Regions from separate parts of the Homo sapiens genome. Here region 2 is linked to region 1. A link is a loop called in an ENCODE intact Hi-C map of the cell type or tissue named here. Cell type or tissue: endothelial cell of umbilical vein. All regions are shown on one strand. Links, peaks and the distances in the headings refer to the core of each region. The heading gives the core; the rest is flanking DNA. Region 1 overlaps PALM2AKAP2 (PALM2 and AKAP2 fusion). Region 2 overlaps PALM2AKAP2 (PALM2 and AKAP2 fusion).

What was found. Peaks named below come from ENCODE experiments on the same cell type or tissue, not always from the same donor. Only the 100,000 strongest peaks of a DNase experiment are listed, where the experiment ranks them.
Region 2: a loop joins it to region 1, with 6 times the contacts of the local background. A loop is called at or near these places in 8 of 110 quality-filtered maps.

What each region holds. Positions count from the first base shown.
Region 1 is chr9:109,966,807-109,972,183 of GRCh38, forward strand. The region is part of intron 6 of PALM2AKAP2 (PALM2 and AKAP2 fusion); the gene reads left to right. Among named protein-coding and RNA genes, the nearest start is that of PALM2AKAP2, 190 kb to the left of the region's middle. RefSeq lists enhancers at 1-91, 772-821, 832-951, 1,342-1,411. In endothelial cell of umbilical vein, for the core only: a CTCF peak has its summit at 2,509; DNase peaks (open chromatin) are centred at 1,575, 2,535 and 3,235; H3K27ac peaks cover 2,976 bases.
Region 2 is chr9:110,025,141-110,030,517 of GRCh38, forward strand. All of the region lies in intron 7 of PALM2AKAP2 (PALM2 and AKAP2 fusion), which reads left to right. It also overlaps the pseudogene RPL21P87. Among named protein-coding and RNA genes, the nearest start is that of C9orf152, 180 kb to the right of the region's middle. RefSeq lists an enhancer at 2,531-2,700 and a cis regulatory region at 2,616. In endothelial cell of umbilical vein, for the core only: no CTCF peak of the experiment used is centred there; DNase peaks (open chromatin) are centred at 2,721, 3,311 and 4,391; H3K27ac peaks cover 3,667 bases.

The sequences.
Region 1 (5,377 bases), core at 310-5,309:
TCTGGTTCAGTAGGTCTCAGGCGGTACTCAATGGTCTGTGTTTGTAGCAAGCTCCCAGGTGGTCTGGTGCCGCGGGTCTGCCGGCCACTCCTTGAGTAGCAAAGTTGTTAAGGAACGGAGTTCCATCACGGTGTTTCTAGGATTGTTCTGGTTGTCTTTTGCCACATAACAAATCATCCAAACCTAGAAGCTAAAACGAAAATGATTTATGTTCTATGCTGTTGTTGTTATTATTATCTCTTGCAGTTCAGCTATGTAGTTCTTGGGATCTGTCACAAGCTGGTGGTTAGATGTAGCTGGGGCAAGAGTCAAGAGTCATCCTGAAGGCTTCCTCCCCCTCGTGTCCGGTGGTAGATGCTGGCTGGCTGTTGGGACCTCAGCTGGGGCTGTCAGCGAGAACATCTCCCCAGGGCATCTCCATGTGGCAAGGGGCTCTTCACAGCTCAGCAGCTGTATCTCAAGACAGAGAACCAGGCAGAAGATGTATTACCTTTTCTTGCCCAGCCTCCAAGTCTCACAGCATCGCTTCTGCCACCTTCTATGTATTAGAAGCAAGGCACTAAGGCCAGCCCATATGCAAGGGTAGCGCAGTGAGACTCCGTGTCTTTTTTTTTTTTTTTTGAGACAGAGTTTCATTCTGTTGCCCAGGCTAGAGTGCAGTGGCACGATCTTGGCTCACTGCAACCTCCACTTGCTGGGTTCAAGTGATTCTTGTGCCTCAGACTCCCGAGTAGCTGTGACTACAGGCAGGCGCCACCACACCCAGCTAATTTTTGTATTTTTAGTGGAGATGGGATTTCACCATATTGGCCACGCTGGTCTCAAACTCCTGAATTCAGGTGATCTGCCCGCCTTGGCCTCCCAAAGTGTTGGGGTTACAGGCGTGAGCCACCGCACTTGGCTGAGACTCCATGTCTTGAAGGGAGAAGTGTCAAAGAATTTTTAGACATGTCTCAAAACCACCACAATGGCCTGCTTAAGGAAGCTCTGGGAGGAACAGAAAGTGGTGGATGAGTCAACCAGGGAAAGTTGACTTTGTTGTGTTTAAATTTGTGGGTTTGGGGTACCATGAAGACCACTTGAAGTTATTCTCCAACAGGCAGGATGGTGTGTGAGTATCTGAGTATCTATCTCTCACACCAGATCATAAGCTTCTTGAAAGCAAGGACTTGGTCTTTTTCTCTGCAATAGTTCTGGTGTCTACCACAGTGCTTGGCACACAAAAGTGACCCAAACAATGTTTGTTTGATGAGGGAATGAATAAATGAATGAATGAATGAATGGTAAAGGATTTAGGACTGAGGCTGTGTGGTCTGAAGAAGAAAGGATACTGGAATTCTGGAAATCTCTCCCAGAACAGTCCTCTCTGGCACTTCTCCCAGGGAGAGGGACTCCTGCATTTGCTCAGAGGCCACCATGGCCCTGGGGGTCTGGCCTGCCTGCTTTGCAACTTGAGGCCCTCGCGTACCCCATAGGCTGTGGAAGGCCTGGATCTGCTGGGAAACCTCCTTCTTCCACTAAATGGAAACTGGAATTCCAGGAGAAAGCAAAAATCAACAAGAGCTATTTTGATTATAATGATATCTCATTTCTAAGCAGCTCTCTCTATTTCCTGTTTATAGCCCAAACTGAGAGCAGAAGCGACTAGATCTCTCAGTGAAAGGTTTTCTCCGAAGACGTCTAGCTATATCATCAACAGGAAACAGTACTCTCCCAAGACAAAAGTCCCTGTCTCTGGCCACTCTGTTGGGTTTCATTGCACCCTACAAAGGGAGGTGGGAAACCTGGGTTTCTGAAAGAGGCCCTGATTTTGTGTTAGCCTTCAGCATCTACCACTTGTACCCAGCTCCCAGTCCCCCAAATTTCTGGGGACTCCATGTGAAATCAATGCACAGGAATTGTGGGGGGAAGCCCTAAGGAGTCCAGCCGCGATTTTCAGCGCGATTTTCAGGGCAGCTACATTTCACTTCAAAACTCCCAGTAAGTCTGCCACTAAGACCCCTGGAAAGGCTGGCTATGTCAGCCCTCTGTCTTCATTAGAAGAATCTCAGGATTTCTTCCAGTGACAGAACATGATCCTCAGATTCCAGGGAGTGACCCCAGACCCAGTTCCTCTCCGGGCTATAAAACTGTGGAGTGTGACACAGACAGAGAGACTGTGGTAATTTAGAGACTAAGAAAAAAACTGACTAGAAAGCAACTGAACAGAACAGCTGCAGGAATGTAAAATGCAAGACCCTCTGATCTGACAGTCTTTTCCTGCACCTCTACAAATGTGCGTGCACACACACACACACACACACACACGACTCCCAGAAAGGACCCTCTGAAGACAGGACATTTCAGCTGACATCTGAAAGATGAGGAAGGCAGCCATGCCAAGAGTATTCCAGAAAGAAGGAACAGGGTTTGCAAAAGCTCAGCAGCTCCACAGCTGCTGGTCTGGGCCAAATAGGACAGACAGCCTGTGGCTCTCCCCACACCTTGTGCTTCCTCACTCAGCCACTGTGAGTCTCCTCTCGCCTGAAACAGTCTCCCGCTCTGTCCTAACCTTCCAGCATCTTTCTCATTCACTCTGTCTCCTGAATATCACCCACAAAGGGTAGCAGTATCAGTCTTGGTCCACACACTTATGCAAGAAGTGCCACTTTGTTTTCTTTAAATCAAGTGATATCAGACTCTGTACCCCAAGGCTGCTGGTCTGGCAGGCAGTTCAAACTCAGTCGTTCACGGGGCTCTCTCCCACCCAAGGTCATGCAAAGGTGACATGCTCATCTTGGGGAAGGCCCATCATCACTGGTTCTCACTGGATTTATCCTTGGGTGTGCATTGTCCTGGTTTTCAGAGCCCCTTCAGGGCTGAAGTCTGTGTGGCTTCTGAGCCAAGCTTGGAGACAGGAGCCTTGGCAGAGGCTGGGAGCCTGGAATCAGCATCCAGCTTCCCTGCTTACACCACAGTGTAGCACTCCCACATCCTCACCCCACCCCACCCCAAGTGCAGCCTACAGCCCCTCCCCTCTACTGCTTCTGGGAGAAAGTGCACCCCTCCCCGAACCCCACCAGGATGCCTAGCTTCATCTCTTTAGTGAACTTTTGGCTTTTGCAAAAGACCTGAAGGCCCATTGACCAAAAGTAGCCTCTGCCCAGGCAAGGGAGCACAAAACCCACTCATCTTCTAGAAATGGACTGGAGAGTGCAACACAGGAAGTGCCCACACAGATGTTTCCTAGACCTTGCCTTTAGGGTCCCTCTGTTCTCAGGGATGCAGTCTATCCAGCCCTGGGAACTTGAACTCCCTGAGAACAATGTCCCTCTCTATCTATGGTAAAGGATTAGGTTTTGTTTTTTTTCTTTTAAGCTTCCAGTTCATCTCAGAACAGTACTTTTGTAAAGTACAATGAAAGTGAATGATGAGAAAAGTAAAATTTTTGAAAGACACACAGAATACAGGTACTGATTTTTTATTATTAGATTCAATAAATTGTTATTAAGGGTTCTAAACATATTCTTTCCATTTCTGCACTCACTTGGTCACCGATCAGTAACCAACTGTGGAGGGACACGGATTGGTGGGCCACTCACTTTGAGGAGCGCTGCCTTAGAGCACTCAGGAGGGAGCAGTGAGTCCTTCTTCACCTCTAGAAATGTGGAGCTTAGTGAACTGTAGAATCTTCAAGGGGTTAGGGTAGAAGCTGGAAACAAGGACAGCCTTTACCTAGTGAGCCAAGAAACTAAAATCCAGCCTCCTCTTACAACTACTTACAATGCAAAAAGAATTACAGTGTAGGACTATGGAGCCTGCCTCTGGGGCAGGCTGCCTGGTGATACATTCAGCACTGCCACTTACTGCCTTGACCCAGGATGAGTTAATAGCTCACAGCCTCAGTTTACTCATCTGTCCAATTAGGATAGTAGTACTATCTCATAGGGTTTTTGTAAAGACTGAAGTTAATAAGTGCATAATCACATAGAGTTGCTCTTGGAAAATAGTAAGTGCCTGTGAATATTAAAAATTTCCTGGCCAGGTGCCGGGGCTCATGCCTGTAATCCCAGCACTTTGGGAGGCCAAGGCAGAAGAATTACTTGAGCCTAGGAGTTTTGAGACCAGCCTGGGCAACATAGGGAGACCCTGTGTCTACAAAAAAAATTTAAAAAATTATCTGGGCATGGTGGCATACACCTGTAGTCCCAGCTACTCAGGTGGATGAGGTGGGAGGATTGCTCAAGCCCAGGAGGCCGATCACACCACTACACTGCAGCCTGGGCAACAGAGCAAGACCCTGTCTCAAATAAAATAAAATAAAAGTTTCCTTAGAAAGAAAGCTTCAGGAGGTTAGGGATCTTTATTTCCTGATGTTTCCCAAATGCCTAGAACCATGCCTGGCACATAGCAGTGCTCAGTAAATATCAGTGAATGAATCCATCTCCTTATCCAATGCTGAACTTCAGGCTTCCATGTTTATCCCACTCTTAGTCCCTTTTTTTTTTTTTTTTTTTTTTTTTTTTTTTACAGAGAAAAGGGGTCTGTTTGCTCTTTGTGTTCTTTGTGTTCATAGTGTTTCCAAGCCCCAGGCCATTCAGAGCTTTTGTCTCCAGTGCCCCACACATTCAAGAAAGACTTGAATTGCCTCTCAGGTCTGAACCTGTTTTGTGCAGGGTGTCCAAGCTGGAGTGCAATGGACCGGTCTTGACTCACTGCAACCTCCCACTCCCGGCTTCAAGCGATTCTCCTGTCTCAGCCTCCCAAGTAGCTGAGATTACAGACGTTCGCCACCAAGCCTGGCTAATTTTTGTATTTTCAGTAGAGATAGGGTTTCACCATGTTGGTCAGGCTGATCTCGAACTCCTTACCTCAGGCAATCCGACTGCCTCAGCCTCCCAGAGTGCTGGGATTACAGGCGTGAGCCACCGCGCCCAGCCAAGATACATTGTTGCAGAGTGTAAAACCAGATCTTGTTGACCTGGCATTTAGACCTTCCAAAATCTGATTTCCACCTGTGTTTCTAGGCATGTGACCCACTGCACACTACACAGCCCCCACAGGGACCATTTCTCCTACCCTGAGCAAGCCATTCCTCCAAGACACACTTCTTTGCAACTCCTGCCCGTTGAAAGATTACTCATTCTACCAAGCCAGGCTTAAATGCTGCCTACTCTCTGAAGCTGTCTCTGATATTCCACCAGAGTTCGTCTCTCATCTGCACATCTACTAATTCTCTGTTCTCAACTCCTGTTCAGAAGACCTTGTAATCAAGTTCATTGTTTGCACATCTGTCCCTTTACTAAGGTGGAACTCCTTAAGGACAAGGGACCATATCTTCAGCAGCTCTGAATAGCATTGGTGCTTCATGCAGGGCCTTGCCTATAAATACAACTTC
Region 2 (5,377 bases), core at 178-5,177, 58 kb after region 1:
CCAACAGCATGCTGGGTAACATTGTAGACTCTTCCAGTTTTGCCATGGTAACACTTGTGGGGCATTCCTTTTTGAACAGTACCCATTCCCTTGATGTCTACAATATCACCTTTCTTATAGATTCGCATATACGTGGCCAAAGGAACAACTCCATGTTTTCTAAAAGGCCTAGAGAACATATGTCGGGAGCCTCTCCTCTTTCCCTTTGTGTTCGTCATTTTGGCGAATTACTGGAAGATGGAGGTTCCGCCCGAAAGGCTTTTTTTTTTTTTGTTCCTTCACAAGTTGATGGATTTTGAGGTTGTTTCTACCTTCTGGCAGTAAGTATTCTTGCTATGAATAGTTGCTGCTTTGGATAGTCACATGTAAGCCTTTGTGTGGACGTAGGTCTTCCTTTGTCTTGGGATTGTACCTAGGAGTAGAATTGCTGGGTCATATGGTAAATCTGGGTTTAACTTTTTAAAAAGCTGTCAGACTCTTTTCCAAAGCATCTACACCACTTTACACCTCACCAACAATGAATGAGGCTTCCAAGTTTTCTACATCCTAGCCAACACTTACTACTGTCCATCTTTTGATTATAACCATCCTAGTGGGTGTGGAGTCGTATGTCATTGTGGTTTTGGTTTGCATTCTCCTGGTGGCTAACGACACTGAGTTATTTTCATGTGCTTATTGGCTATTTGTATGCAGTTAATTTTTAATGGCTTGATTTCCTTTTTTGCCATAGTTTGTTCAATTATTAAATTGAAGCACTCTCTCATTGCAGCTGCCCAGTCAGTGTTTTCTGAGTGAGGGACCCTCTTCTTGACTGTGGCAGGAGGGTGCACTCAACTCACACTTCCCCTTTAAGATCACTGCCCTCTCCACCACTACGTCCCTCTGCAGGGGTTGCATCAATCTCTCTTCTTTCTATTTCTTTTCTTTCTCTCACTCTTTTATTTATTTCTTTCTTTCTTTTAGACAGGGTCTCGCTATGTCACCCAGGCTGGAGCACAGTGTGATCATGGCTTACTGCAGCCTCAACCTCCCAGGCCCAAGCAATCCTCCTACCTTAGCCTCCTGTGTAGCTGGGACTATAGGCGTGCAGCACCACACTTGGCTAAATTTTTATTTTTTGTAGAGAAGGAGGACTCCCTATGTTGCCCAGGCCAATCTTAAACTCCTGTGCTCAAGTGATCCTCGTTCCTCAGCCTCCCAAAGTGTGAGATTACAGGTGTAAGCCATCACACCCAGCGATTATCTCTCTTTTCTATTTTCCCTTCACATCTTAGCCTTTTTTCTTTAATTTTTTTATTAGCCTAATCAATGCTATTTTTTATTGTGGTAAAACAGATATAACATTTACCATTTTAAGCACTTTTAAAGGGTACCCGTCTGTGGCGTTAGGTACATTCAAAGTGTTCTGTAACCATCATCGTCATCCATCCTTCTCCAGAACTTTTTCAACATCTTCTTCAACCAAAACTCTCTACCCATTAAATACCAGCCCCCCATTCTCTCCTACTCCAGCTCCTGTCAACCACCTAAATGTTGCATTTTACACCTAAAATGTATTACTATTTAATTGCCTTCTCAAAGGGATTTTTAATACATTATGTTAATAGTAAAAAGCCAGTAAGGCCAGGCGTGGTGGCTCACTACTGTAATCCCAGCACTTTGGGAGGCCAAGGCAGGTGGATCACTTGAGGTCAGGAATTCAAGACCAGCCTTGCCAAATGGTGAAACCCCGTCTCTACTAAAAATACAAAAATTAGCTGGGTGTGGTGGCACACACCTGTAATCTCAGCCACTCTGGAGGCTGAGGCACGAGAATCGCTTGAACCCAGGAGGTAGAGGTTGCAGTGAGCCGAGATCGCGCCACTGCACTCCAGCCTGGGTAATAGAGCGAGATGCAGTCTCAAAAACAAAAACAAAAACAGAAAAGCCAGTAAGATGGCTACCCCTCAGAAATAAAGTAGGAAGCTGCTACAAGCTAGATTTTTAAAGATATTGCTGGTTACAAAAGTTCCTTTCTTCTGTGGCGTGAACTGTCCAGGACCCTCATACTGGAAATGTCTTGGCCTTATCCAGCTGGTGCCTTGCTGCAAGTCCCAAATCACACCTGCTTGGCTGTGCATCATTTTCTTGAATTTTGTTTATCCAACGACTGGATAAAATGACATCAAGTAATCCATGTTAAAGAAGTATCTCTAGGATAAAAATTTTGTGATTTGGCTGTCATTTCCATCAAATACACCAACTAAATCGTAGATGCTCTCTTTATCTTGCCCTCTTGTCCATATATACTAAGACTAAAAACTAAGTGTTTGCAAAAAAGAATACAAAAAATTTTAGCACAGCAGAATTTTCCTCAGAATGAAGTCTGGTATTCTTATTTACATGTTCAATATTTCTCATTTATGCTTGAACAAGAAACAAGGTTGGTAGCCCTTAGGCAAACTAGAGATTCTGGCTGTAAAACCGTTTGAAAAGGGTACATTTCTATTCAAGGACATGGGAAAGCCACATTTAAAAAAGGATGTTGCTTCTCTACACGTAAAACTTGTTGGAAGACAGATTATCCTCCTAGAAGAGCAGATGTTCTCTATTACAAAAGAGGAAAAGCATTTAGACTCTTCCGGTGGTGAATAGAGGCCACAGGTTACAGCTTTCTTTGGCCTTTGCTTTTAAAAAAACATTCTGCTGAAGGCCTTTTGTTGCCAGTGGTGTCCAGCCGGTTGCCCTTTGTATTTGATGATGACGACATTGAAAGGATTGTTTTGTGCAGGGACTCTGGACAAAAAAGAGACATTTGGGACAGAAAACCTTTCTACATTGTGTATATACATAAAGATCGCTCTAAATTTGGTTCCTTGCCAAAGGAAATATTTTCGAAGATTTTTTAAAAATCCTTGAAACTATTCAGGGTAGTGGATCTCAGAGGGGGTTTGGCATTGGTGAGTAGGAGGCATATCGGTACTATATGGGTCAGTTTTTATAATACATGTCTTTGAGAATCATTGTCTTGAATTTTCTTTAAAATGAATATGAAGAGCTCTGTTGTAAACTGTAATAAACTATATTATTAATGGTTATTTATTGTTCCTGTGTGCTACTCCCTATTTGTCAAATAAAATAAATGTGAAAGAAATGAAGTCACAACCATTGACAGCTTTCAATAATCTATGTGTAGATAAGGAATATTCGTGGCAAGTGAATAATCTCAGGTACCTTCTTCTTTGCCGTTTTATTTCTTCGCTGTGTTCTCTTGCCAACAATAATAGCTAACATGGGTTGAACGTTTGCTTTGAGCTGAGTACTGTGCTACACATACACCATCTCGTGTAATCCTCCAGATGACTCTGCTAAGGAGAAACTGTTATTAATCCCATTCTACAGATGTGGTGGCTGTGGCACAGTAAAGTAACTTACCCAAGATCTCAAAGTGAGTGTGTGGTGGAGCCAAGCTTTGAACCCAGATGGAAGGACACTTTGTAGCCTCTCTGTTTGGGTTTTAATAAGTGCAGGTTTATTTTTTTTTAATTAGCTAAAGCAGGGGAGCTCCAATGACAGGGCAAGGGTAGCTTAGCCAGATAAAATATTAGATGTCCAGTTCGATTTGAATTAAATTGCATGGGACATACTTATATTAAAAAATTATTTGTTGTTTACCTAAAATTCAGATTTTACTGGGTGTTCTGTATTTTTATTTGCCAAGTCCAGTGGCCCTAGGCAAGAGGAGTGTTGCAAAGGAAATGAAGGGAACCGCGTAATGTGTTTTGATTATTGTCCTTTGGGATTATTTGTGGTTTTGGGTTCTTTTTGAAAAAAAAAAAAAAAGACTTTTTTCATTTTAAACATGACAATGTATTTTATTAAGCTTTAAACCAGACAGATGTATATTTTAAGGACTTGTAATATGCTGATAACCTATCAAGGGACATCCCTTGATATGCTTCTTTGCTAGGAATCCAAATCTGATCCATGCCAAGATTTGTACCTCATTGGTTTCTCTATGAAGTGAAACTATGAGAAACACTACCCTCTATTTGTTTGTTTGATTGTTTTTTCTTTTGAACAACAGCAACAACAAAAACCCTTTACCTCAATCTGGGTATATCATGACTTTTTGGAAGCCTTATTCTAGGATCTTCTTTTTAGTTGGGATATCAGTGTTAGCCTAATTTCATTTTCTGCAGATAGCTTCATCATCCCAATTTTTAAAATGTTGATGAAATACTCTTGTGCTTTTATCAACTCCTACTTGGTAAAATCCCCTATCTCTGAGTGGTCACCCTAAAATACATGACATGGGCATGGATATTCCCAGCAAAAGTTCTGACACATTCACAAATGCTTCCTGAGGACATCTGTCTGTTTCCTTCTATGCACATTTTGAACATTCCAGCAGTGAGAATGACTAATGATGCTAAAGCTCTAGAAACTGTCACGTGTTGCTGTTCAGTATGTCAGAGCCTGTCTGCAGATAAGCCTCATTTCTTAAGAATAATCTGTCCCAATCAAGCTAGTTTTGCAACAAGGCTCATTTGCAAGTACCAAAGTCTATGACTTGTGAAAGAACCAAGCCACGCAAACCAAACACAGAACCCAGTGACAGAAACTATTGGTCTTTAGTGCGACTGGAAGGTAGCCAACCTGGTTCCCATTTAGGCAGGGAACCAGTTTGTCTCTCCAGTTAATGTCTGAATAAATTACCATTCATGTCCCTGAGGGTTTGGAATGATTGCAAATTATTTCTGAAATCCTGGGTAGAACTCATGTGGCCACTTACGATAAGCCTTGTCCTTCTGCAACTGGTCAGGTATCAGAGAGGTCTCATAAATCAAGATTGTAGTTATCAGGAAAAGTTGTTGGATTCATAGAGTAGGGGCCAAGGGAAAACTTTCCCTTTGCCCTCTGAAATTTCGTTGAAAAATCAATTGACACTAGACAGATTAACGGGAGAAATGGCATAGAAGTTTACTAATGTGCAAAGAGAGAAAATTACACACAATGGGGTACAGATGGTTATATACCCTTCTTCTTAGAGGAAACGGAGATAGGAAGTGTGGAGATAGGAAGTGGGGGGAAGGGCAGTAAATGATTTTTACTTGAAGAACCAACAGTGACCTGGGACAAAGTCTGTTGGGCCCACAGAACAGACAACAATTTGTGACAGAAGTCTGTTCAGATGTGTTGACAGACTTCATTCAGTCTTTCTTCCTGCTATATGAGTTGCTAATGGCAACTCAAGGAAGAGACCAGAAGTAATTGTTTTCTTCTCTGGAGGGTAAGATTTTAGGTAGATAAGGGAACTTCACAGAACCATTTCATCCTGTGCGTAGGGGAGAGACAGAAGATTGAGAGACAGGAGTGAGGGGAGGTCAGAGAGACC